Linked DNA regions of Homo sapiens: regions 2 and 3 are each linked to region 1. The links are chromatin loops, found by intact Hi-C in ENCODE. Cell type or tissue: PC-3. All regions are shown on one strand.

The links. A loop is a pair of places that touch in the nucleus more often than their neighbours do. Peaks named below come from ENCODE experiments on the same cell type or tissue, not always from the same donor. Only the 100,000 strongest peaks of a DNase experiment are listed, where the experiment ranks them.
Region 2: it touches region 1 in a loop (6-fold over the local background); 33 of 110 quality-filtered maps call a loop at or near these places.
Region 3: it touches region 1 in a loop (5-fold over the local background); 12 of 110 quality-filtered maps call a loop at or near these places.

Annotation. Positions count from the first base shown.
Region 1 is chr5:10,448,665-10,456,664 of GRCh38, forward strand. ROPN1L (rhophilin associated tail protein 1 like) reads left to right here. Exons shown (of 5, transcript NM_031916.5): 3 at 1,288-1,449. Among named protein-coding and RNA genes, the nearest start is that of ROPN1L, 11 kb to the left of the region's middle. In PC-3, a CTCF peak has its summit at 4,222 (motif pointing right); DNase peaks (open chromatin) are centred at 4,287, 5,147, 6,197 and 6,367; H3K4me3 peaks cover 1,326 bases; H3K27ac peaks cover 2,285 bases.
Region 2 is chr5:10,551,177-10,559,176 of GRCh38, forward strand. No RefSeq gene overlaps it. Among named protein-coding and RNA genes, the nearest start is that of ANKRD33B, 8.9 kb to the right of the region's middle. RefSeq lists enhancers at 561-1,358, 1,509-1,558. In PC-3, no CTCF peak of the experiment used is centred here; DNase peaks (open chromatin) are centred at 365, 4,225, 5,255, 6,435 and 2 weaker places; H3K4me3 peaks cover 666 bases; H3K27ac peaks cover 5,958 bases.
Region 3 is chr5:10,667,964-10,675,963 of GRCh38, forward strand. No RefSeq gene overlaps it. Among named protein-coding and RNA genes, the nearest start is that of DAP-DT, 89 kb to the right of the region's middle. RefSeq lists an enhancer at 5,912-6,612. In PC-3, no CTCF peak of the experiment used is centred here; a DNase peak (open chromatin) is centred at 998.

The sequences.
Region 1 (8,000 bases):
TGACACTAGATTCTGCTGGGCAAAACATACAAAATTTCAGAACCTGGGGGGTTTCCAGTCCGTTCTCCAGGTGTGTGTTTGTGAAAGCTGTGCGCAGGCCTGAGTAAGCCTCTGCCTTCTCTGTCTGGAAGGCGGGGCTGGCCTTTGGCCCCCAAGGTGGGCAGCAGCCTCTGGTGTCCAGTGCTGTGGAGAGCCTGGGCCCCCTTCCTGCCTTGCGCTTCTTTGCCCCACACGCCATCCTGTTTTTACAGACGTGAGTTACTAGAAAGTGGGTCACGGAGCAAGGCTAGGCCTTCCTCATGACTCGGTTCTTTTGCTAAAAGAGACACCAGTGGCATAACCTTGATTTTCAAACTGACTTATCCCCATTCTACACTGTGAAGTACTGTGCTTCTGCGCAGGATACAGTGAATTCTGAAACTAGGACTACCTTAAGGGAAGCAAAGAACTCTTGAATGGTGTAGCTTGCGAAAAGACATGCTGAAATTGCTCAAAGCCTTTTCATCCAGGATACTGCTAGCAGATTGCAGAAGTTTTCAGTTTTGATAGATTGTTTAAAATAGTAGAAGGAAGGCCGGGCATGGTGGCTCATGCCTTTAATCCCAGTACTTTGGGAGGCTGAGGCGGGCAGATCACTTGAGGTCAGGAGTTCAAGACCAGCCTGGCCAACAAGGTGAAACTTTGTCTCCAATAAAAATACAAAACTTAACAGGGCGTGGTGGTGCGCACCTGTAATCCCAGCTACTTGGGAGGCTGAGGCGGAAGAATTACTTAACCCTGGGAGGTGGAGGTTGCAGTGAGCCGAAATCATGCCGCTGCACTCCAGCCTGGGCAACAGAATGAGACTGTCCAAAAATTAACAAATAAATATATAATAGAAGAAATACATTTATTTTCAGTTTTAAGATCTCTCCTATCTAACTGTTAATGTGATTAGGGGCTGGATTTTTAAAATGTTTTTTACTGAGCTTTATTTTTTATTGTGAAGCATTTCAGACAGATAGTGGAGTATCGTATACTCAATATCAGTATGCCTGTTTCATTAAGTCATAACATGATGCCGTATTCGCTTCACCGTCCTTTTTTCATTTAATAAATAAAAGGTTGCCGCTCGCTGCCTTCCCTGCCTTCCCTCCCCAGGGCTGACAGAACCCCCTGTCATGCATTTGGAGTTCATCTGTCCCCTGCATGGGGCGGGTTACTTGGTGTGTGTTGAATATTCACAGCATTCATTGTTTCCCAGGTTTTAAAACATACATAAATTGTCATGCTGTGTTTTCCAAACAGTGTCACCACAAGCGGTATGTGGAATTAACAGATCTTGAGCAGAAGTGGAAGAACTTGTGCCTGCCGAAGGAAAAATTCAAAGCGCTCTTACAACTGGATCCTTGTGAAAACAAAATCAAGTGGATAAACTTTTTAGCGCTTGGATGCAGCATGCTTGGTGGGGTATGTACCTATAAACAGCATATTAATAATTCTGTGTCATCATGGTCCCAGCTTAAAAATAATTTAGGTTTCAGTAACTAAAGGAAACACTTTAGTAACTTTGTCTTAGAAAAGCATTTCCCCCTGCTCCAGGCCTATTATATTAATATTTTCAGGTGTACAGTTATTTTAATTTACAGAAATTATTTATGAATGCCTCAATTTAAAAGTTAATAGTAGATGAAAGATATGGATACTATTAAAATATATTTAGGTTTTAGAAGAAAATGCATCAATGACTTTTTAAAACTACAAATCATTTTGTAAACTGATAACTGTTTTGCTCATCTGTGGAAAGAGGCATACAATTATTTTCTACTTTAGTAGAAATCTATTATTATTATTTATTTATTCATTTTTTTTGAGATGGAGTTTTGCTGTTGTTGCCCAGGCTGGAGTACAATGGCGCAATCTCGGCTCACCGCAACCTCCGCCTCCCAGGTTCAAGCGATTCCCTGTCTCAGCCTCCCGAGTTGCTGATAGCTGGGATTACAGGCATGTGCCACCATGCCTGGCTAATTTTGTATTTTTAGTAGAGACGGGGTTTCTCCATGTTGGTCAGGCTGGTCTCGAACTCCTGACCTCAGGTGATCTGCCCACCTTGGCCTCCCAAAGTGTTGGGATTACAGGCGTGAGCCACCGCGCCGGCCTTAGAAATCTATTATTAATAACTAATAGATACAGTGAGATTTTGCTGATGTTTGAGTATAAGCCAAGCAACTTAGGAATAAGACATGATCCTCCAGGTGACGAGGCGAGCCTGGGAGGTCGGGGCGAGAAGGGAGAGGTTGGAGCTGGGATGATGTTGGCAGGGCTTCCTTTGCAAACCCAGAGTCAGTCTTCTCAGCTAAAGTCTTGCTGTGAGACATGGTGGTTGGGTGAAGGAAGAGTAACCAGGCATCTGCCATGTGAAGCTTATGAAGAAAGGAGGCAGAGAAAGGAGAACCAGCTCCCTTTACTACATAGATGAACAATTTGATTTTCCCCCCTCCCTTCAGTCTGTGGCCCCAGTGTGTATAACTGGTCCTTGCTTCACAGCCCTCACTCAGCTTTGCTCCATGCACAGAGCTCTTTCATTCCATTTTCATTAAAACAAATTACTTGAAATGGGTGGTGGTAAACACCCGCAAGGCTACCCAATGTGGCCACTAATGCACCAACAGTCACTTCCAACCACCTGTGGCCTCCTCCCATGTCCTGTCCCCCTGCCTGGTGGCCTGAAGCAATGACATTTCTGAAGTTCCTGCTTCTCGCTTCCTGACCTCTGAAACACATGCTTCTATGTGTCCCGCAAGAGGTACACTGTGGAATTTTAGTTGGTTTTGACTTGATGAAAAGACATTTGTGTTGTCAGTAATTTTCTGAAATTTTCATCCTAAATTATATGACTAGATGTATTCATCTGTACATCACAGGCCACGTTGTTCATTCCCTTCCTTCGCCATGTCACATCTGAGTGTGGCGCAGTTCACCAGCTCTGCAGATGGCCCCAGTGGGAAGCTCCGTGCCCTCAGGGAGTCGGGTGTGGTGTGGCTGTAGAATGAGCAAGAGTTTTGTTGTGTAACTGCTCAAAGGCAATGGAGGTGCTTCCTGTCAGCCCCGGGCTAATTGTGCCAAGGCCTGGATGTTGGCAGGCATGGTACCCTCCAGTAGCAAGGACAGGTGCAGATGGCACCAGGGGAGTGTCTCAGGGGTATTATCAAGATAGACAAAGGCAAATACTTTTAATTATTGGAGACATTTTTATGTCACTTTGTTAATCTGGAACTCTGTGAAATCTATCTATCTATCTATCTATCTGTCTATCTATCTAATCTATCTATCTATATCTGTATCTAGCTATATGTTTTTTGAGATGGAGTCTCACTGTGTCACCCAGGTTGGAGTGCAATGGTGTGATCTTGACTCACTGCAACCTCCCAGGTTCAAGTGATTCTCCTGCCTCAGCCTCCCGAGTAGCTGGGATTACAGGCATGCACCACCATGCTCAGCTAATTCTTGTACTTTTAGTAGAGATGGGGTTTCACCATGTTGGCCTGGCTGGTCTTGAACTCCTGACCTCAGGTGATCTACCAGCCTCAGGTTCTGGGATTATAGATTACAGGTGTAAGCCACTGCACCCAGCCTAAAGTATATGTGTGTGTGTGTGTGTGTGTGTGTGTCTGTGTGTGTGTGTGTGTGTGTGTGTATTTTTTTTTTTTTGAGACAGAGTCTTGCTCTGTCACCCAGGCTGTAGTGCAGTGGTGCGATCTGGGCTCACTGCCACCTCCGCCTCCCAGGTTCAAGTGATTTCCATGCCTCAGCCTCCCAAGTAGCTGGGATTACAGGCATGGACCTCCACGCCTGGCTAATTTTTTGTATTTTTAGTAGAGACAGCGTTTCACCATGTTGGCCTGGCTGATCTTGTACTCCTGACCTCAGGTGATCTGCCCGCCTCGGCCTCCCAAAATGCTGGGATTACAGGTGTGAGCCACTGCACCCGGCCCTGAAATCGATATGTTAACAATATAAAATTGTATGCAATGTTTGAATTAATGTTGGTGGTTTCTGCCTCTAAGCTTAGTTGTAAAATTTTGATTTTAAAATGATGAGAAAGTAGAATAATTCATGTTTTTGGATCCATCTTTATAGTTTTCACCTTCCTAATTGTGAAAATTAAGCACTAGATTTAAAACACAATTGAATCTGATTTGAAAAATAAGGCCTCTTGTCCATGTAGAGTGTGTGACACTAGATGGAGACATTGTGTTAAGGATAGAGCTTGGCCGTCTAAGCTGACTCCTGGGGAAGAGACATCACAAACAGCACACATTCTTTTGGGTTCTTCCTATCATAGAGAATAAATTGACACCAGGAATCATGCTGTGCATCACTGCGGGTTCCTGCCTGTCTCCTGACTTGAGCCACCTTTGCCAGCAGGACTCCAGATTTGCCCTTGACTCCTTCCATAGGTGCTGGAGGCCTCTCCTGGTTGTAGAAAGCCACAGCCACCCTCTGCTCTGGTCCAGTGCGGCTGTAGACTCAGGGTCAGGTTCAAGTGTGGAAGCTGACCTCTCCTCCCTCAGAGGAGCGTGTGCTCGTCTGGGGTCCATGTCTGCTGCCAGGGATGCCTGCTCTGCCCTGGCTCCCGCGGCCCACAGAGTGCTGAGCACGAGTTCAAACACCTGTCTCGGGGTGCGCTGGGTAGACAGGAGGTGCTCGGACCCTCCAGGCCTTGGTGTGGACAGTTGTGTTGTTGACCTTGTTGGCCCTGGGTGGCTTGGAGGTGTGCTAAGAACACAAAGCTGTGAATTCAAGGAGGGGTTTCTTCATGTCGTTCAGCGTCATAAGCGTTCATTTTTATGCTTTAAAAAAATACCTTCAAAAAGGAGGAAATGAAGTGCGATGAGAATAATTTGTAGTGGATTACCACCTGCAGAAGTTTATTTCACATAGGATGCTGTGTAATTGGTGGCTAGCCGCTGCCTGCGTGAGCGGGATAGATGTCGTTCCTGCTCCCTGCATCTATGGCGGGGGCGTGGCTTGTGGCAGGTGTACTCTCTGTGCTGTTTACATTTATTTATCTTAGAAATCACTCTAGTCAAATTCATCGAGTTGAAGATCTCTAAAAAGACTGGAAACCTCTGCTTCAATTTCTGAATCATACATACCATTCATTCCACAAATGTTTACTGTGCATTATTTTGTGCCAGGCCCTGTTCTAAGTGCTGCAGGTTCTGGAGTGAACAAAACGGGCAAACATCACCAGACTCTTGGAGCTGATGTTCTGTTATATCCTTGAAGCCCTGAACACTGCTCTACTTATTACATCAAAAGCTATCAATTCAGGTTAAGGGGCACTGTGAGCTGCCCCAGGCAGGTGAACAAGGACATTAAATTGCCATCTGGATGTTAAGAGATTCCTGTCCTCTTTCTCAATGTTTTGATGTGCTTGCATGGTGAAATGACCATATTTGTATGTTGTGGCTTTTATTTAATTTTTTTTTTTTTAAGAGACAGGGTCTCGTTCTGTCACCCAGGCTGGAGTGCAGTGGCATGGTCATAGCTCACTGCAGCCTCAACCTCCTGTACTCAAGCGATCTTCCCACCTCAGCCTCCCAAGTCGGGATTACAGGCATGCAGCACCACATCCAGCTAATTTTTTATTTTTTGTAGAGACAAGTATCTTGCCATGTTGCCCAGGGTGATCTCAGTTCCTGAGCTCAAGCAGTCCTCTTGTCTTGGCCTCCCAAAGTTCTGAGATTTATAGGTACAAGCCACAGAGCCTGGCTGACTTTTATTTTTCCATTTCTACAATGCCATTAATGATCCTGAGCATTAAAGCTGTGGATCAAAATGTTTTGTTTTGTCTTTTAAGCATGGAGATCTTTTTTTTTTTAAGATAAGAAAATTGTGAACCAAGTCTTTCATCCCCATACTGACACTGACAGAGTCAGTCTGTCATGATCAAAACAAATCACATTGACTTTAGTCAGGCTTTGAAACGCATTTGAACTTTCTTAGTCACAGAAGCATCATTCTTCGTTTACAACCACAGATGCACACGTGTCTAACGCAGTTTTCCATCTGAACACGGTGCACGCAGTGGGCATGATTTCTAGGGTTTAACCGGGTGCGGGAGTGCACAGAGCCCTGCGTGTGTATTCTCTGGAATCCTCCCAACAGCCCTTTGAGGAAGGCACCATCAGGATTGCAGGCTGGTGCCCCAAGGCAGAGAGAAGCTGAGTCACAACAGGTGACTTGGAAGTGGGGAGAGGGGAGGATTCCTCCTAGTGGCTCCATAGCCCAAGGAATGTGCAGCCCACAGGTTAGGACCACCTTATTCAAGTTTACGCCTGAGATTTCCTGTCTCGGAGAAGAACAACTCCTCGGGACGATCATCAAAATCATTTTGTGTCCTGAAGTGATTCATCCCCTGGAAGGCATTCAACCTCGGCCTCCTCCTGACAACACACACTTTGGAGCTCTCAGAACATCGCCCCATCCAGCTGTGCTACAGCATGTCAGATTCAGTGACTGACCTATGGTGGTTCCCTGTTGGTCCGATGTGACAGCCACCTGCGCTGCGGCAGTGACAGAGGCTGCATCCTGGCTTACTCCTCGCTGCTGTTTCCTTCCAGGTTTCCGCAGCTAGGGCTCGAAAGCCCATTCGGAAGTGACCAAGAAAGGCCAACAGAATTCCTCATAGCCCCTGCAGCCCGTGAGAAGAAGACACAGCCACGCCCCCACCCCCCAGTGGGAGCCTGAGGCCACAGGCGTGTTTAGGAAGCTGTCCCTGAAGACGAAGGAGCCGCTCAGGCTCCTGACTCCCCTGGCCCCAGCTCCAGTTCCCCTGATTGCTCATGTCCCTCCCTCTGTGGGAAAGAGGCAGGGGCCACGCTCCCCTGACCAACCTTGCCCTGTCCGCTGGAGATTCCCATGGGCCGCTGATGCGGGCCGCTGTGGCCTCCCCATCCCTGTCCTGCACAGGATATCACACCCCAGCCACGGGGTGAACTGCTCCTTCCCATTCAGGGCCTCCTACCCTTACCTGCTGTCAGCCCCAGAAATGGTTTTAAATTAGGAAACTCTAGAGGATAATAGAATTCGATGAAAAGGCCCTTAAGCTCTTGAAAACGCAGTGCTGGGTTAGAGGCTTTTAAAAACCAGTGCTCGGTCAGAGGCTTTTAAAAACCAGTGCTGGGTCAGAGGCTTTTAAAAACCAGTGCTGGGTCAGAGGCACAGCTTCACTGGAAGTCCAGTCTCTACCCCCAGCACAGGCAGCTGTGCCTCAGAGGGGGACCTCCTTTGTTCTGATTCTGTGTAAAACGGGCCTATTTTCATTTCCATGCCAGCTGAGAGGTGCCCTTGGGGAGGTGTGAGGTGACTGTTGAGGGGCCTCATATCATCATGAGAGCAGCTATAATTTGGAAACTGAAAAACCCCACAGAGTTGGCATGCCGAAAATGCCCGGAAAATAGTGGGTGCCCTCGTGCCTGTGCTCTTCACTCATCTCCACTTGAATTTCAGATTATGGATCAGGTGTAAATACTTGGTTAAAAACTAAGTGTTTGGCTGGGTGCAGTGGCTCACGCCTGTAATCCCAGCACTTTGGGAGGCCAAGGCGGGTGGATCACCTGGGGTCAGGAGTTCGGGACCAGCCTGACCAACATAGTGAAACCCCCGTCTCTACTAAAAATACAAAAATTAGCTGGGCATGGTGGTGTGCACCTGTAACCCCAGCTATTCAGGAGGCTGAGGCAGGAGAATCGCTTGAACCCAGGAGGCGGAGGTTGCAGTCAGCCAAGATCGCATCACTGAACTCCAGCCTGGGTGACAAGAGTAAAACTCCATCTCAAAAAAACAAACAAAAAAATAAGTGCAGCTTGCCAGTCACCTCTGCCCAGCACATATCGCACATGGGAGAATAAATCAGCCACACAGCAGACGGCAGCATGGGGCAGCCATGCCAAGGAGAGGGTCTTTTGGCTGTTGTGCAAGTGACTGTGCCACCCACAGGCCTTTGGAATTGA
Region 2 (8,000 bases), 100 kb after region 1:
ACCACACCTGGCTAATTTTTGTATTTTTAGTAGAGACGGGGTTTTACCATTTTGGCAAGCCTGGTCTCAAACTCCTGACCTCAGGTGATCTGCCTGCCTTGGCCTCCCAAAGTGATGGGATTACAGGCGTGGGCTATAGCGCCCGGCCAGAAAACCAGTGTTTATTGTTGGTCTTGTGGGCTGGGAGCTAATGAGCACATTCTTCAATATCAGTGGCACTCTCTGGGTTAAACGTGCAGCAATAGGTCAGAGGACACCCGGGGTGGGCATTCCCAACCAGTGATCTGGCCCTGGGGAATTTGGGGTAAACAATGATTTGAATCGTAGTTAAGCTCAAGAGCCAACAAGAAATGCCTAAACTGTGAGTAGTGCTACAGAGGATCCTGAAATCCAATGGGCTGCTTGGAATCCCCTCCCTGAGGACGCCTGGAACTGGGAGGGAGCCTTCCTCCCTAGGAATTCCATTCTCAGTGGGAGGCCACAGGGCGTGGAGCACTAGCACTGAGGTGGTTCCCAGGGCACCTCTTACAGGACAGGGGCTACAGGAATCAAGAGAATTTCTGGGATAGGGAGAGAGCTGGGGCAGTGGGTTTAGCTTCCTTCTGCATTTACTAAGGGCTAATTAATAATCATAACTAATATTGAGTGCTTGCTCAGTTTCAGGCTCCACACTAGATGCTTCTCATGCGTTGCCTTTCTCTGTCTTCCATTACCACTTCGTGAGGCAGGTGTTGTATTCCTGGACAGGGATACATAACTTACCCAAGCTAAAAAGAGCTGAGTTTTTAAAAAAGGGCCGGGCATGGTGGCTCATGCCTATAATCCCAGCACTTTGGGAGGCCCAAGCAGGAGGACTCTGTACAAAAAACAAAAAAACAAACAAACAAACTTATTGAAGGGTTGCAAACATTCAGAAAAATCTTAAGTATATAGATTGATGAAATTATGTTAAAGTGAACCCATTGGGACAACAGATAGGACATTCCCAGTGCCCCCAAAACCTCCCTTGTCCACTTCCCAATCACTACCCCTTCTTCCTCCCAAAAGGTAGACACTATCCTGATTTCCAGCACTAGCCATTAGTTTAGCCTGATTTCTAAGCTTCTGTCAATGGAATCATACAGCATGTGCTCTTCTGTGTTTGGTTTCTTTTGGTCAACGCTAAGCGGGTGACATTCCTTTATGCTGTTGTGTGCAGCTCACCCGTTCTCACTGCTGTGCGGTGCTGCACTGATGATTGTGCCGCAACTACTCTATCCAATCTACTGTTGGGGAGCATTTGTTTCCTCTCTTTCTTTTTTGCCACGGTGAAAAAAGTTTCCGTGAACATTCCCGTTCACGTCTTTGTTTGGCCACATGTACACATTTCTGCTGGGTACGTGCCCAGGAGTGGAATGACTGAGTCACAGGGTTGGTGCCAGGTGGGGTTTTGAGCCTAGACATGCCTGCTCTAAACTCAAGAGCGGTGCCATGCCATAGATCACTGTGTGGATGTGGAGGCCTACAGAGGAGACACCTGAGGTGGCAGTGGGAATGGAGGGGGAGGGATGAGAAGCAGGAGCTGCAGAGGGAGGCCTCCTGGGCAGATGGCAGTGCTGTGTTAGTCAGGCTTGGGGGAGTCTCTAGGTGCCTGTGTGACCCCCAGGAGGCACTATCCAGGGTGCCGTCTGGCTATGCCTCTTTAAGCTTGATGGGAACCCTGGGTGTGAGGGGGCCAGCCAGGGCTGAAGGTAAGGTGCCTGGGGAGGGAGGGGACAGAGACAAGCCTTGTGCCTTGGGCCCTCAACCCTCGCCACTGGAGAGTGATGTTGCCTGCTCAGACCAAGTGGGGTGGGACTGAGAGAAAGTGGTGACTGTTTATAAAGCAAGGCCAAGTGCAAGAACTGCTGAGTGACTGGGAACTTCCTGTGTGCAGACCACACCTGCTTTTTTTTTTTTTTTTTTTGAGAGTCTTGCTCCGTTGCCCAGGCTGGAGTGCAGTGGCACGATCTTGGCTCAGATCCTGGGTTCAAGCAATTCTCCTGCCTCAGTCTCCCAAGTAGCTGGGATTATAGGCATGCAGGCATGCACCACCATGCCTGGCCAATTTTTGTATTTTTAGTAGAGACAGGGTTTCGCCATGTTGGCCAGGCTGGTCTCAAACTCCTGACCTCAAGTGATCCACCCGCCTTGGTCTCCCAAAGTGCTGGGATGACAGGCGTGAGCCACCATGCCCGGCCGACACCCGCATTTTTAAGTAGCCTTCTTTTTCAGCAGTGTGACTTTTGCGGGGCAATACTCAGCAACCAGGATGATGTGGAGCTTCCGGAAGCCAAGGGCAGGCCAGGAGACAGTTTGATAAGAGGGGCATTCACGTGAGACTGCCTAGTGACCTGAGGCAGGAAAGGAGACAAACTGCAAGAGCAGGGTTGTGGTGCTGGGTGGTGAAAAGGGTTGAGCCATTGCCCCAAAGGGTGTCAGAAAGTGAAGCATTGGAGAATCACCTTGGGGCCGCCGCCCCGAGCCCAGGGCAGTGGTCCAGCCTCTCAGCAGCTGCGGGGTTTAGGGCACAGCCTCAAACCTTTAGGGGCAATCTGGGTAGTGAAAAGGGTTGAGATATTTAGGGGCAAGTCCTAGGGCAAGGTCAAAGGAGGTGCGGAGGTCAGGAGAGAGGCCAGGTGGAAAGCTCCCTAAGCCACCTGAAATATCCACAGCTAGAATAAAACAAGGCAGCCTTTTCCCAATACACAGAAAAATGCTGGCTCTAGAATTCGGCCAGCTCCATTTTCAGTGTCTTTTACACCAACATTTTAACTTTACCTTCAGTGCCTTTTACTGCTTAGTGGCAAATGTTCCTAGATGACCATGGGAATCAATGAGCAGAAAGCACTGTATTGATGACTGGAAATCCTTACTGAGAGACACACTCATCTTCACTGGAGAGCTTGTGTATGTATATGCATGTGTATGAGTGTGTGTGTGTGTGTGTGTGTGCATGCAGGTGTGCTGGGTGGAGGGTGGGGGGCACTTGTTGTGATTTCATATTGTGCCAATAAAAGCAGATTTTACGCTGGTGAGAGTGATCTCAGTTCATGGGGTGGACGTATGTGTAATGGACGGTGGTCCCCCTGCGGCCCTCTGATTGTGCAGTGATATCTGGGAAGTCTGAGAACCGCATCAGTGTGGGGTGGACTGGATAGGACGAGAGGCTGGGGACGGTGGGAAGGTGCAAGAGGAAGAAGCAGTGGAAAGGAGCTGCCAGGTGTTGGAGACAGTGTGAGGGAAGTGAGGAAGCGGCCCCAATAGAGGGCCCAAAGCAAGGGTCCCTAGAGTGCTGGAGTGGGGAAAAGGAAGGGCATTCAGTTGTAGATATCATTAGGGCTTAGGAAAAAAAGACTTAAAAAATACACTGATGGAGTTCAGACACCTTCTTCAAAGGGTGGATGATCTGAAACTAAGGGAGAGGTGAGATTTGGTTCCATTCTTCTGACAACCTGGGGAAGGGCAAATTGGGCCCCAGAATCTGGAACTCAAAGACAGACAGTAGAGATTGAGTTGAGGTGCAGTGAAAAATCATATGTAAGAGAGAAAAAGAGGCTGGGCTCAGTGGCTCACACCTGTAATCTCAGCACTTTTGGAGGCTGAGGTGGGCGGATCACCTGAGGTCAGGAGTTCGAGACCAGTCTGGCCAACATGGTGAAACCCCGTCTCTACTAAAAATACAAAAATTAACTGGGGTAGGTGGCGGGCACCTGTAATCCCAGATACTTGAGAGGCTGAGGCAGAAGAATCGCTTGAACCTGGGAGGCGGAGGTTGCAGTGAGCTGAGATTGCGCCACTGCACTCCAGCCTGGTCAATAAGAGCAAAATTCTGTCTCAAAAACAACAACAACAACAACAAAAACCAAATAAATAAATAAATAAATAAATAAAGAGAGAGAGAGAGAGAATTCTTATATGAAGTCAAAACCGGCTGTGCTGCTCTGTCCTCTGAGGCATGCGTGTATGTGTGTCTGGTCTATTCCCCTCAACAGACTATACTTTCTGCTCCACCACCTAAACTTGAGAGTTTTATTGAGGTCCTGTTCTTTTCGGTGACATCCCACCTCTTCAGCAACACCTTCCCGCCCTTCCAGTTTGAGTGCTCGGTAGCTGCACATCCTGTGAACAGGTTGCACACACAGGAATCTCAACATTATGAATAACTGCAAGCAGGATGACACCGGGATCCTCTTCTCTCCCTCCCAATGCCTGCAGTGGATATCTGGACTACATATGTAAGTAATACATCAAACTGAGTAAATACTATTGAGGAAAATGTTTACAAGGGATGGGAGGGGAAGTCTATGCCAACAAAGAGACCAGAAGCCACAAGCCCCGAGGCATCCTGGCAGGTCTGCTGCGGGGCCTGGGAGCCGGCTGCTGACACAGGGAATGTGGGCATGAGTCACCGGTGGGGGCTTCTGAGGAGGAAAACCATGACAAAGTGTGCATATTGAGAAGTGGAGTGTGCATCTGCCGTGCTCAGTAAGCCAGTTGACTGAATAACTCCAGATTAGGAGAGAGAATAGAACTTGGGAATTTTTATCATTATAAACTTGGGGTATTTTTGGTTCTAAAAATGAAATACCAAAATGTTCTGGTGAATTGTCTGAGAGAGTCTAAACCCTATATACATATACAGCCATGGAAACAGAGGCAGTCGTACTCAAGTGCAAAAAAAAGTGTGCTAGTGAAAAGTAGTAATGGGCCAGGTGCAGTGGCTTGCACCTGTAATCCCAGCACTGTGGGAGGACACAGCAGGAGGATGGCTTGAGCCCAGGAGTTCAAAACCAGCCTGGGCAATATAGCATAGGGAGACCCTATCTCTACAAAAAATAAAAAATTAGCCGGGCATGGTGATGCATGCCTGTGGTCCCAGCTACTTGGGAGGCTGAGGTGGGAGGATTGCTTGAGTCCAGGAGTTGGAGGCTGCAGTGAGTTATGATTTGCCACTGCATCCCATTCTGGGTGATAGAGTAAGACCTTGTCTCAAAGAAAAAGAAAAAAAAAAAGAAAGAAAGAAAAGGAAGAAAATTAGTAACCATCAGCTCCAGCTCCATTGCAGTCCACGTCTTAGGAGCGTGGATTTTGTTCCCACACACTTTGTGCCAGGGTTGAGCTGAGCTTTGGCACTGCTAAGCATGTCGCTTCTGGGTTAGGTAGGTGGAGTAGGTTGCTTTAGGTTTAGGGTCACAGGAGAGCTGGGCTGGCTCAGCCATCCCTCCTTCACTTAGTCATCAGAAATGTTTCCCAGGCACTCAAGCCACGTGCTGCTTTAGCATACAACAGGGAACAGTCTCTGTCCTAGAGAATTCAGTCCTCAGCCTTGCCCCTCTGCAAGGCTATGAGCAGAACTCCAGGCTACTCTCCCTTCCTGTGGTCTCAGGACTGCCAGGGGCATGGAGTATGGGGATCCCCACTTTCCAGCTCTGTTTACAGTGCTTGGATGACCATAGTATGGACAGCTGAAGGGAATCCAGGGGACTGTGTCTGTATTTCCTGGAGATGATCACTGTTCAGGCAAAGCATGGGGCACATGTCGTCATCAAATATGGCTTAGGGCTGGAAATGTCCACTGAATTTCATAGGAAAGAAACCCTTGTGGGATCCTTGGGGAAGCCAGGGATGGTGGGGGTGGGTGGGGCAGGAGCAGATGGCAGCAATTCAAAGAGCAGCAGGAGGAAATGAAAGTAAAGACATTACCTTCTTTAAAAAATGTTTATTTTATTTTACTTTTTGAGACAGGGTCTTGCTCTGTTACTGAGGTTGGAGTGCAGAACTGTGATCATAGTTCACTATAGCCTCAATTTCTCAGGTTCAAGCCATCCTCTTGCCTCAGCCTCCCAAGTAGCTGGGATGACAGGCACAGCCACCATGCCCGGCTGACACTGCCTTCTTACTGTGTAGAGCATAATGTTTGGGGGGTTTTTCCCAAGAAGCGTGAATTACTTTTGTAATTTTCGATTGTGTGTATTACATATGTCAAATGAAGAAATGGAAGATGAAAAAGTGCAGCTTGTGCGGATCTGTCTTGCAGAAGGTTCAGCTGTGAGCTAAGCTGGTGGGGGTAGCGCAGGAGCGTGTGGGGGCGTAAAGTCTGTTGTGGAGTGGGGATCTGAGTGGGCTGTGGATGCAGAAACAGATGCTACACCATGACGGGAGGACCTCAGGGAGGGTTGGGAGGGATCCAGAGTCCCAGGGAAGGAGGGCTCAGGGTTCTGCTGCAGGGGAGGGTCCTCTTCTGTGTTCCCCAAGATCAGAATGACAAAGTCAGGGATGCTGATGGCTGAGCCTCCCAACATGCAGTCGCTGCCCAGCCTGCATTCTCCCTGCCTTCATCTTTGTCCCCATGGGCACGTTTTGACCTGAAACTGACCTAAGAGAGAATAAGCTGAGTGACAAGGGAAGCCAAACTGTGTGATTCACCACGGTAGTTTGAAATCCTGATTTAGGCTTTGCTTTGCTGACTGAATTTATGCTCAGTTAGGGAGAGGATGGGGTGGCAACTTGTAGGCCTGGCATTAAGCACACTGGTCCCAGCTGAGAGCCAGGCACGATGCCCCCATCCCTCCTGGTTCATAAGGTGCTGGTCTATCAGCTCCAGTCCCCTTGCTTGGTGTCCCTGAAGTCTCAGTCTGGCAGTTTTACACGTGCTAAGGCATGAATCCGGCTTTACAGAGGGCTGTTGATCCTCAGAAGCTGACACAGAATCTGAGTATCCTCCTGAGTCCCATATTTACCTACCTATGGCAGGAGGTTTTTTAAAAAATCCTGAAGATACAAAGACTTTGAAGTGTAAGTGGCTAAAGAAAGCTCAGGTTCCTGGTGATCAGCTGCTCTGTGCTGACCTTGTGTACATTCAGAAGTTTCCAAGATGCAGCAGAGCTGGGTCTAGCAGGCATCGCCTTCTCTTTTGTTTAACACATCTGTTGAAGATCAACCAAGATGGTGAGGCATCCTTTTAGATGCTGGGGATTCAAAAAGAAATTAACGAGACCTGGTTCCTGCTCTTGGCAAACTGTCAGCTTACAGAGGAACATAGTTTTGCAAAAACATATTGGAAAGCAGGGCAGTAAGAGTGATTACAGGGGCATGTAACAGGGGAAGTGATAGGGAAAAGGGTGGAGTTTCTCCTGCACTTCGGGGAAGGCCATCAGGGTGGGTCATGGGGAAGCCCTCGATTAGTAGGTCATTTTTTTTTTTTTTTTGAGATGGAGTCTTGCTCTGTTGCCCAGGCTGGGCTACAGTGGCGCGATCTCGGGTCACTACAACCTCCACCTCCTGGGTTCAAGCAATTCTCCTGCCTCAGCCTCCCGAGTAGCTGGGATTACAGGCACGTGCCACCACGCCCGGCTAATTTTTGTATTTTTAGTAGAGATGGGGTTTCACCATGTTAGCCAGGCTGGTCTCAAACTTCTGACCTCATGATATGCCCACCTCAGTCTCCCAAAGTGCTGGGATTACAGGCGTGAGCCACCGCGCCTGGCCGATCAGTAGGTCTTTTAATAGGTTCTCACCTCACAGGACTCCCTCAACTGGCCTTGTAAATCCAACCACATTTATTCTGTTGAATAAAAGGTTCCATTGGCAAAAGACCCAAGGCCTTTTGTCCTTAGAGTAGGCATGGATTTTCTAGTGATACCCCACTATTGCTAATCCCATGCAGAGCAGGAAAAAGGTGGCAGAACTGGCAGTTAAGTGCACACATGCATTTACTTCTAGACATTTAATCACAAAGAAAACTTCCTTAAAAGAAGCTGAAGTTCCGAAATGGTTACATGAATTGAGATTGTAATAGGAGGGATCTAGGTGCTGTCAATTGAATGGAGTGAGGCCCAAACAGCAACTAATCTCTTTAATAGGGAGATCCAGAAATACACAGAGACCTTTCTTTATATTCCTAAACTGATGAGAAAGGTAATCTGGCCTAGTGATTCCACAGATTGACTTCAGGACACTCTAGGTTGCTCCCACGAGTG
Region 3 (8,000 bases), 220 kb after region 1:
AGTCTGGCTCTGTTGCTCAGGCTGGAGTGCAGTGGTGGGGTTCTTGGCTCACTGCAGCCTCAACCTCCCAGGCTCAAGCGATCCTCCCATCTCAGCCACCCAAGTAGCTGGGACTACAGGTGTGTGCTACCATGCCTGGTTAGTTTTTGCATTTTTTGTAGAGATGGGGTTTCATCATGTTTCCCAGGCTGCTCTTGAATGTCTGGGCTTGGCCGATCCTCCCACCTTGGCCTCCCAAAGTGCTAGGATTACAGGTGTGAGCCACACGTCTGGTCGGCCTCTGCTGTTCTGAGCTCATGGTTTCACAGGGGAGCTACTGAAAGGTATTGAAGAGTAATGTCTCTTCCTTTGTTCAAGGTTCTGGAAAACCCATTCTGGCTTGGCCATTGTGAGCATATGTACCAGGTTAGGTTTACCTGCACATAACAGAAAACCCAGTAACCATCATTGTCACTGTCATTGTCATCATGATCATGATCATGATCATGGCCTATACTTATAAAAGTGCCTACCATAGTAGGACCCCAAGAGTTAGAGGAATAGTTAGGTCCTCTAATTGCAAGTCACGTAAACATGACATAACATAGAGACCATTTCATGCTCGTTTTACAGATGGGGAAATAGATACAGAGAGGTCAAGTAACCTATCCAAGGTCTTGATGCTAGTGAGTGAAGGTGCTGAGATATAATCCGGGGTGTTCAGCCTCAAAATCTCTACTCCAAACTTTTCTGTTACAACCAAGAAAATAGTGGCTTAAATACTTAAGGGTTTGTGTCTCCATAAACAAAGTCCAGAGAGGCAGGCTGGGGCGATCATGGTGGGGCCACTGTCACCAGGGACCCAGGCTCCTTCTGTTCAGTCATCCTTGGAAGGGGCTGGTATTCCCTCATTGCCTCATGATCTGAAGTAGCTGCTGGAGGACAAGCCATCACACCTGTTTTCCAGGCAGGAGGAAGAAGTGAGGGGGAAAAACAGGCAAATCTTCTGGATGAGTCAGCTCCCTTTAAGATACCATCCTTTTATATAGCCTATTAACCAGAACTCAGTCATGAGTCACACTTACTGCTAGGTTGGAAAATGGAGCAGTAGAACTGGGCCAATTGCTGGCGTGGATATAACGCGGCTCCAGTCCAAAGACAGAGGGGAGAATGGACACTGGGAAGCAACTTGGCAGCAAAGCCAAGAAAATCAGTTTCTTTATTGTGTTTTCTTTCCTGAAACGTCTCCTGGGGGGCAAGAGGGAAGAGGCCCCATCCTTTTCTCTGTCTGATTTTTGGAGCTCTTCATCATTCTAGACCTGCTTGCCCCATAGGACTTTCTCTTACAGTTCCCTGTTCCAGGGACCCTGAAGACCAGCCCTGCAATGTGTGCATAGGGGGTCCTATTTGGTGCTGAGAGAGACAGGGTCTAGAGCATAGAGTTGGATTTCTGCACAGTGAAAGCAGGACTGAAGTCTGGTCTTTAAAGATTTCCTCCTTTTCATGATATGGCCCACTGTCATTGTCATTGTTATCACTGACAATGATGACATCTCTTCAAGATTAATAGGTTTCAGACTTATAGTGTTACCATCCTGGGAACAGGACCTAGACACCTGTGAGGTTCCAATTATTGACCTAAACGGTTGACAATTGGAGGACCTAGCTGTTCCTCTAACTCTTGGGGTCCTACTTTCACCTGAATGATGGATTGATTTGTTCCATCAATCAAATGTGTGAAAATGACAGTGGAGCTTCCTGCTCTTTAAAAGTTGGTGGTAGAAATCATAGCTGTCATATTGATCTTAGCTTTGCCACCTACTAGCTATATGATTTAAGTATGTTATTTTACCACACTAAGCCTCAGTTTCCTTACCTGTAAAACAGCAATGACGAAAATGTCTACCAGTAGGATATGTGAGCATCTAGCACATAGTAAGTGTCCAATAAATGTGAGGAGGAGGATGATAATGATGATCATGATGGTGGTGATAGTGGTGGTGGTGGTGATGGTTATGATCATGGTGGTGGTGGTGATAGTGATGACAAATGATGGTGGTGGTAATGATGGTGATAATAGCAATGATGGTAATGATGGTGGTAATGATGGTGATAATGATGATGAAGGTGGTGATGGTGAGAGTGATGATAATGGTAATGATGATGGTGATGGTAATTATGGTGATGGTGATGATGGTAATGATGATGGTGATGATGGCAATGATGATGAGGGTGATGATGGTGATGGTAGTTACGGTGATGGTGGTGATGGTGATGATGGTGGTGATGGTGATGATGGTGGTGATGGTGGTGATGGTGGTGATGATGGTGATGATGGTGATGATGGTGATGAGGGTGATGATAATGGTAATTATGGTAATGGTAATGCAATGATGGCAATGATGGTGATGATGGTGCTGGTGATGATGGTGGTGATGATGGTGATGGGGATCACGACGGTGGTGATTTAGGACCAGAATCTCCTTCAGTGGGAAATCTGTCTACTTCAAGACTTTTGTGATTAATGAAAGAAAAAGTATAACTCTGGCTAAATTTATATGGGTTAAACAAAGCATTAATTAATTAATAAATGCCCATTTGTCATTGTCTTATGTTCAGGTTAGTTAATTGTCCTTGAAGAAAATGCTGGTTTAGTGATCTAATGCTCTTTCTTAGACACTGCAATAGTGTTGCCCCTGAAAAGTAATAATCTTTTGGTTTTGTTATTGTTTCCTAGGATAACTTTCTTTGGGATCCTTTTGATATACTAAGAGCATCTGTGAGGATAGCCGAATAACTATTAGGCTGAAAAAAAATAGTATTAAGGCAGCGAAAATACTTTAGCTGTGAAACTAAACAATACATATATGAAGTCCTTAGCATCATTTAGGGCTGTTAAATATATGTGATGTGACATTACAAAGCAATTTGAGATGATTTCCTTAGTATGCATGATGGAAATGATTCATAATTACCCCAAATACCATTTCTTAGGTATTGTTTTTATGCATGTATTAATTATGGCTGTGGTTGTTTTTGTTTAGAGATGCTTTGTACTCCAGTTTGTCTTCTTAGGCACAGCCTTGCCTGTGATGGGGCAAGTCTCAGGATGTGGGTTTCTTGCATTGGCCACTGGTCCCACTGGGTGAGGATGGAGGTGTCATTGGTATAGAAGGTAGGGAATTTGTGATGAAACTTGCATCTTTTGAAAAGTTTTGTTTTGTACAGTGCTCTGAAATTTGTCTTTTATATATGCGTGACGCAATCTAGTTGCACATGTTGCAGCTAAAAGCGGAACCAACTAATTGAACATTTTCAGAGTCTGACGGAAATGGTGGGTGCCAGCATTCCTAGTCTATCATCCAGTTAGTTTGGAGGCTTGGGTAAGTGCCAGGTACGGTAAGAAATGACCACTTTCTCCCAGAACTCACATCTAGCCTTCACTCCTGTAATAGAAACAGGGATTTGTTGAGCGGCTGCGATAGGTAGGAATTCTGCTAGCAGACAGGGACACAGGACAAGGGCAAAGTCCCTGCCCTGAAGGAGATCTTTACCTACATGAGTTTCTTTTCATGCTGCTTTTCTGCAGACACACACATTTTCCTCTCAGCTATTTATCCCTTTGCCATGCACACTGATATCTGGGAGGTTAATCAACTTGAGGGACACATGGTTCATTTTGGAAAGCAGCTGCAATTCTTTGCAAAGAGGTTTCTAGACCTGTTTTTGAGAATATTTAAATCGCTGAGCCAAAAGCCAGTGTGACTGTCCTTCCTGCCCTAGGTGAGTGTGCTGGGAAGCCACCGAGGACATTGATCTTGGCTCTTCTTTGTATCAGTGATTGAGAAAACAAACACTATGCTGGAGAGCCACTGAACGCTCTCCCTGAAGGCAAAGATTTGCTTTATCTAAAATTTTCCATTGCGTCCAGGAGCAAATCTGCATCACAGCAATTTACTATTTTCTGCTCCAGGAACTGGAAAACACAAGCTTGAGCTACGTTAGCTGCTTCCACGAAACGTGCTGTCATCACTGAAACACATGTATTTTTTTTTTTTCAGGATTCCAGGTTGAGGGAAATTTGCTTTTGATTGTTTAATTGCATTATTATAGATTTTTAGTGGCATCTCTGGCCTCCATCTACTAGCAACCTCCAGACAGTGTCAAATGTTCCCTGGGGGGGCAACATCACCCCCAGGTGAAAATCATTGCCCTAGAAATAATGAAGATCATTATTAGTCCTCTAAGCACATTCCATGTTCTCAGTACATCCCTATTTAAAGACTAACACAAGTGGGTTTCTGGTGACTTGCACAGGAAACTGAGTCCTTATGCTGCAAAATGTTGGAGTCTTTCTTTTAAGTGACCCTTGGCAGTGCAGAATGCTGATGTCAAAATATAATCAAAAGCTCATTCCGGGCTTCTGGGTAGAGTTCCAAATCCTCCAGATTATATTAGTTCATTATAGCAGACCATGCTGGGGCTTTTCCAGTTGACAAATTAGATTTTTTTGAAAGCATGGCAGTTGGATTTATGAAAATATTTAGGATTAAAGGGGAGGATGAGGGAAACTAATTTTCTCTTGTCATGAATGCCCTTAATTGAATTTTAGAAACTGTTTGAAAGAGCAAGGTGAATGCTAGACAGAAGGTTGTAAAGATGTGCAGATAGGTCGAAGTAAAAACACATCCGAGATGCTTTAAGGACCCAGAGAAAAATCAGCCGCAATGAACACTTACTTTAGCTAATTTTATGTGTCAACTCGGCTGGGTCATGATGCCCAGATATGTGGTTAAACATTATCCTACATGTTTCTATAAGGATGTTTTGGGATGAGATTAACATTTAAATCAGTAGACTTTCTGAGTCAAGCGGACTGTCCTCCATTATGTGGGTGGGCCACATCCAATCAGTTGAAGGCTTGAATAGAACAGAAGATTGACCTTCCCTGAGCAAGAGGGATTCTGCCAGCAGACAGCTTTCGGACTTGAACAGCAGCACCAGCTCTTCCTGGGCCTCCAGCTTCCTGCCATCCCTGCAGATATGGGATTTGCTAGGCTCCATACTCTCATGAGCCAATTCCTTAAAATAAGTCTCTTCCTATATGTGTAGCATGTGTGTGTACACACGGATAAACATGTACACACACACACACACACACACCCTACTGGTTCTGGAGGACCTGGCGAATACAACTGTGATGAGGATGTCTCAAGTTCGCAAAGCCTCATGATTCGCCACCACCACCAACTCCCTCCCTCCCTCCCCATTCTTCAGGCGCATATGGCTGCCGGCGCCTCCTGGGAGGGTTACAAAATGCCTATTTTTTTGTTTTGTTTTGTTTTGTTTTTGTTTTTATACTGCAGAGGTCAGCAGGATGCCAAGTCTTAGGGAAAAAGTTTACTTTCGAATTTGTAAAAAGCAGCATTTAACCAGCACAGCAGCTGTGAAGACAAGAAAAGCTGCAGAACAGCAGAATAGCATGGGCTGCCGAGGCAGAGGCAGATGCTTTAACAATAACCAATGAATGACAAACCCACTGGGTCTGGCCCTATCTCCCCATGGCTCTGCTCTCTCGCCCCCAATCCCTGCCCTTTCTCAGGCTGCCTGCGTGGCGCTCATCCAGGCCTGGGTGTGCCCTCTGCTTGGCTGGTGGTCATTCCACGGTCTCCTTGACCAGGTTCCTGTCCAAGCCATGGGCACATCACACCCTGTAGCTTCACTTCCTGATACACACACGGGGGTTCACCTGGTGCCCAAACCTAGTAAGTGGCAGGAGGCAACTGAACCTGAGCCCTGCCTGAGCTTCCGGGTTCTGCGGTCCAGGCACTGGCTCCATCAGGGGCCGGTTTTAGTTTGAAGAACTGGAGCTAAGGAGGTTCTTTGAAATGGTGTCGAGGTGGCAGAACTCCAGGACACATTTGAATAGGGTCCCTGTTCTCCTTCCTCCCTGGACCCAGAAAGGAAATGTCCCAGGGATTCTCTCCCTCCAGGAGGGGTCTGCGGAGAGAGGGGGTGGCCCCAGGGACCTAGCCTCTGGGTCAGGGTGGAGCAACAGGGATGTCCCAGGGGCACATTGCAGGCACAGGGAGGGGCTGCTTGCTTCTCGGGTGGTCGCAGGGGAGAGCTCAGGGCTTGTGGTCCATGGGGCAGCAGATGAATGAGTCAGGGGCACTGGAAAACGATGTGCTCCTCTTGGTAACCCCTCCAGTCTTGGATCATTCCAGTAACACTTGTAAACGTTATGAAGAAATTTATCAGCGAAAACATTCAAGGCGCTGTGCTTTGTGCTGGGGCCACCTGAGTCCAGAGACTGCGGTGGATGGCATGCGGGAACCAGAGGCACGCACGCGCCGCTGACCTCTGGGTGACAGGTAGCCCCTGGAGGGTCCTTAGGGCCCAGCACCCTCCTGCCCATCCCTGCTCCGCCAACACTCACCTGGGCCCCTGGCCTCCTCTCCATCTCCTCATTGTTTCTGAACACAGTCTTGATTGGCATTGATCCAACCATCCCTTTCTGGAATCTTCTTGCCAACTGCAAATCTCTGTACCCCTCTAGCACCCTTTGTCCATACTGGGACCCCTGTCCTCATGATCCCAGTCACGCCTCTCATTTACTGAGCATCTGTATTAACCATGAGGTTAGCGTGTATGACTTCTTTTCATGCTCACAAAACTGAGAATGCAGAGGTGCAATTGGGTAGGTGGAGACTGGGGTCCAGAGACGCTGATGGAGGAGCCTCTTGCTCCAGCAGGGCTGAAGTTTGAGCCTGGGCAGGGGTGACTCTAGAGCCTGTGCTTGCCCCGGTGCAGTGCCATCCCCCCTCTCCCTTCCTCAAGCCTGCCATTCACCATCTGGCCTTTACCACACATAGGTGCTCACGACCCTGTCTTCCCCGGCTCTGCACAGCAGAGGACAGCTTGTCCCCCACACTGTGTCCCTAATCCAGGGGCAGCAGCTAAGCAGAGCTTCTTGCTCCCTGTGGGGGTTTTTAGGTCACCATTTGTCCTCCTTACAGGTCTCCTTTCTCCGTGTTTTATGCCTTCTGTTTAAGCTCAGCCTTTCCCGGTCCTTACTGCTGTCATCTAATCACCCCTGGGATGTGCTGCTTCCCTGAGGATTTCAGTATCAGTTTCATAGTCTCTGGGGTCTCAGCATCCACACTGACCCTTCCAGGTTTTCTCTTTTCCTCGACTTTCCTCAAATGGCTCCTTGCCATCCTGCTGACTAGCTCCCCTGAGTTTCTCTGACTGCCAGTCTCTCTTGCCTCCTTCAGACCCCCGAGCTGCCCTTTCCATGATATCTGTCCCTTCTGGGCTAGCAGGTGATAACGTTTGTTTGGTAATTGAACATAAGCCTTTACGGTGACACTGCCTGCGTGCAAGTCCCAAGTCTTCCAAGCCTCAGTTTCCTCATCTTGTAAATGGGTATGACAACATGGGGATCCATCTCCTGGAGCAGATGGTGCGCGTCTATGGCTCAGACAGTAACGCACGCCTGCACAGAAGGAGCACCTGGTGTGAGTCAGCCATCCCTGTCCCCTGGGCTGGGTCCCGGGCTCAGTGATTGTGGGCACTGTGGGAAGCGCTCTTGATCCTTCGGCCCATGGCCATGCTCTGGCCCCATGTTAATCCCCACGCTTCACTGCAGGCAGCCTCTACCTCTTCCAAACTCCCCCGGTCATGGCTAGAGAAAGTCCTAAGACTGGATGCATCACTTCCACTACAGATCCACTCTCCTGTCTCAGCTCCGTCTTTCCAGGCTCAGTAATCTTTCGAATCATCCGTTAGTGGCCTTGCATCTCAAACAACCTGATCTTCTCAGCGCCCTATTCTGCAGAAGCTTTCTCATAGGTTTGTTGAGAAGGCTGGCTGTACATCTGCGGTGGGTGCTCTCTGCTGTCCTCTTCCCAACCTCAGTGTGACTTTCCTGCGTCCACATTGACTTCTGTCCCTCTCGCCTCCCCTCAAGGGTGACCTTCCTGCTCTGGCTCATGAACTCACCCTCTGTGGGGCCCCGG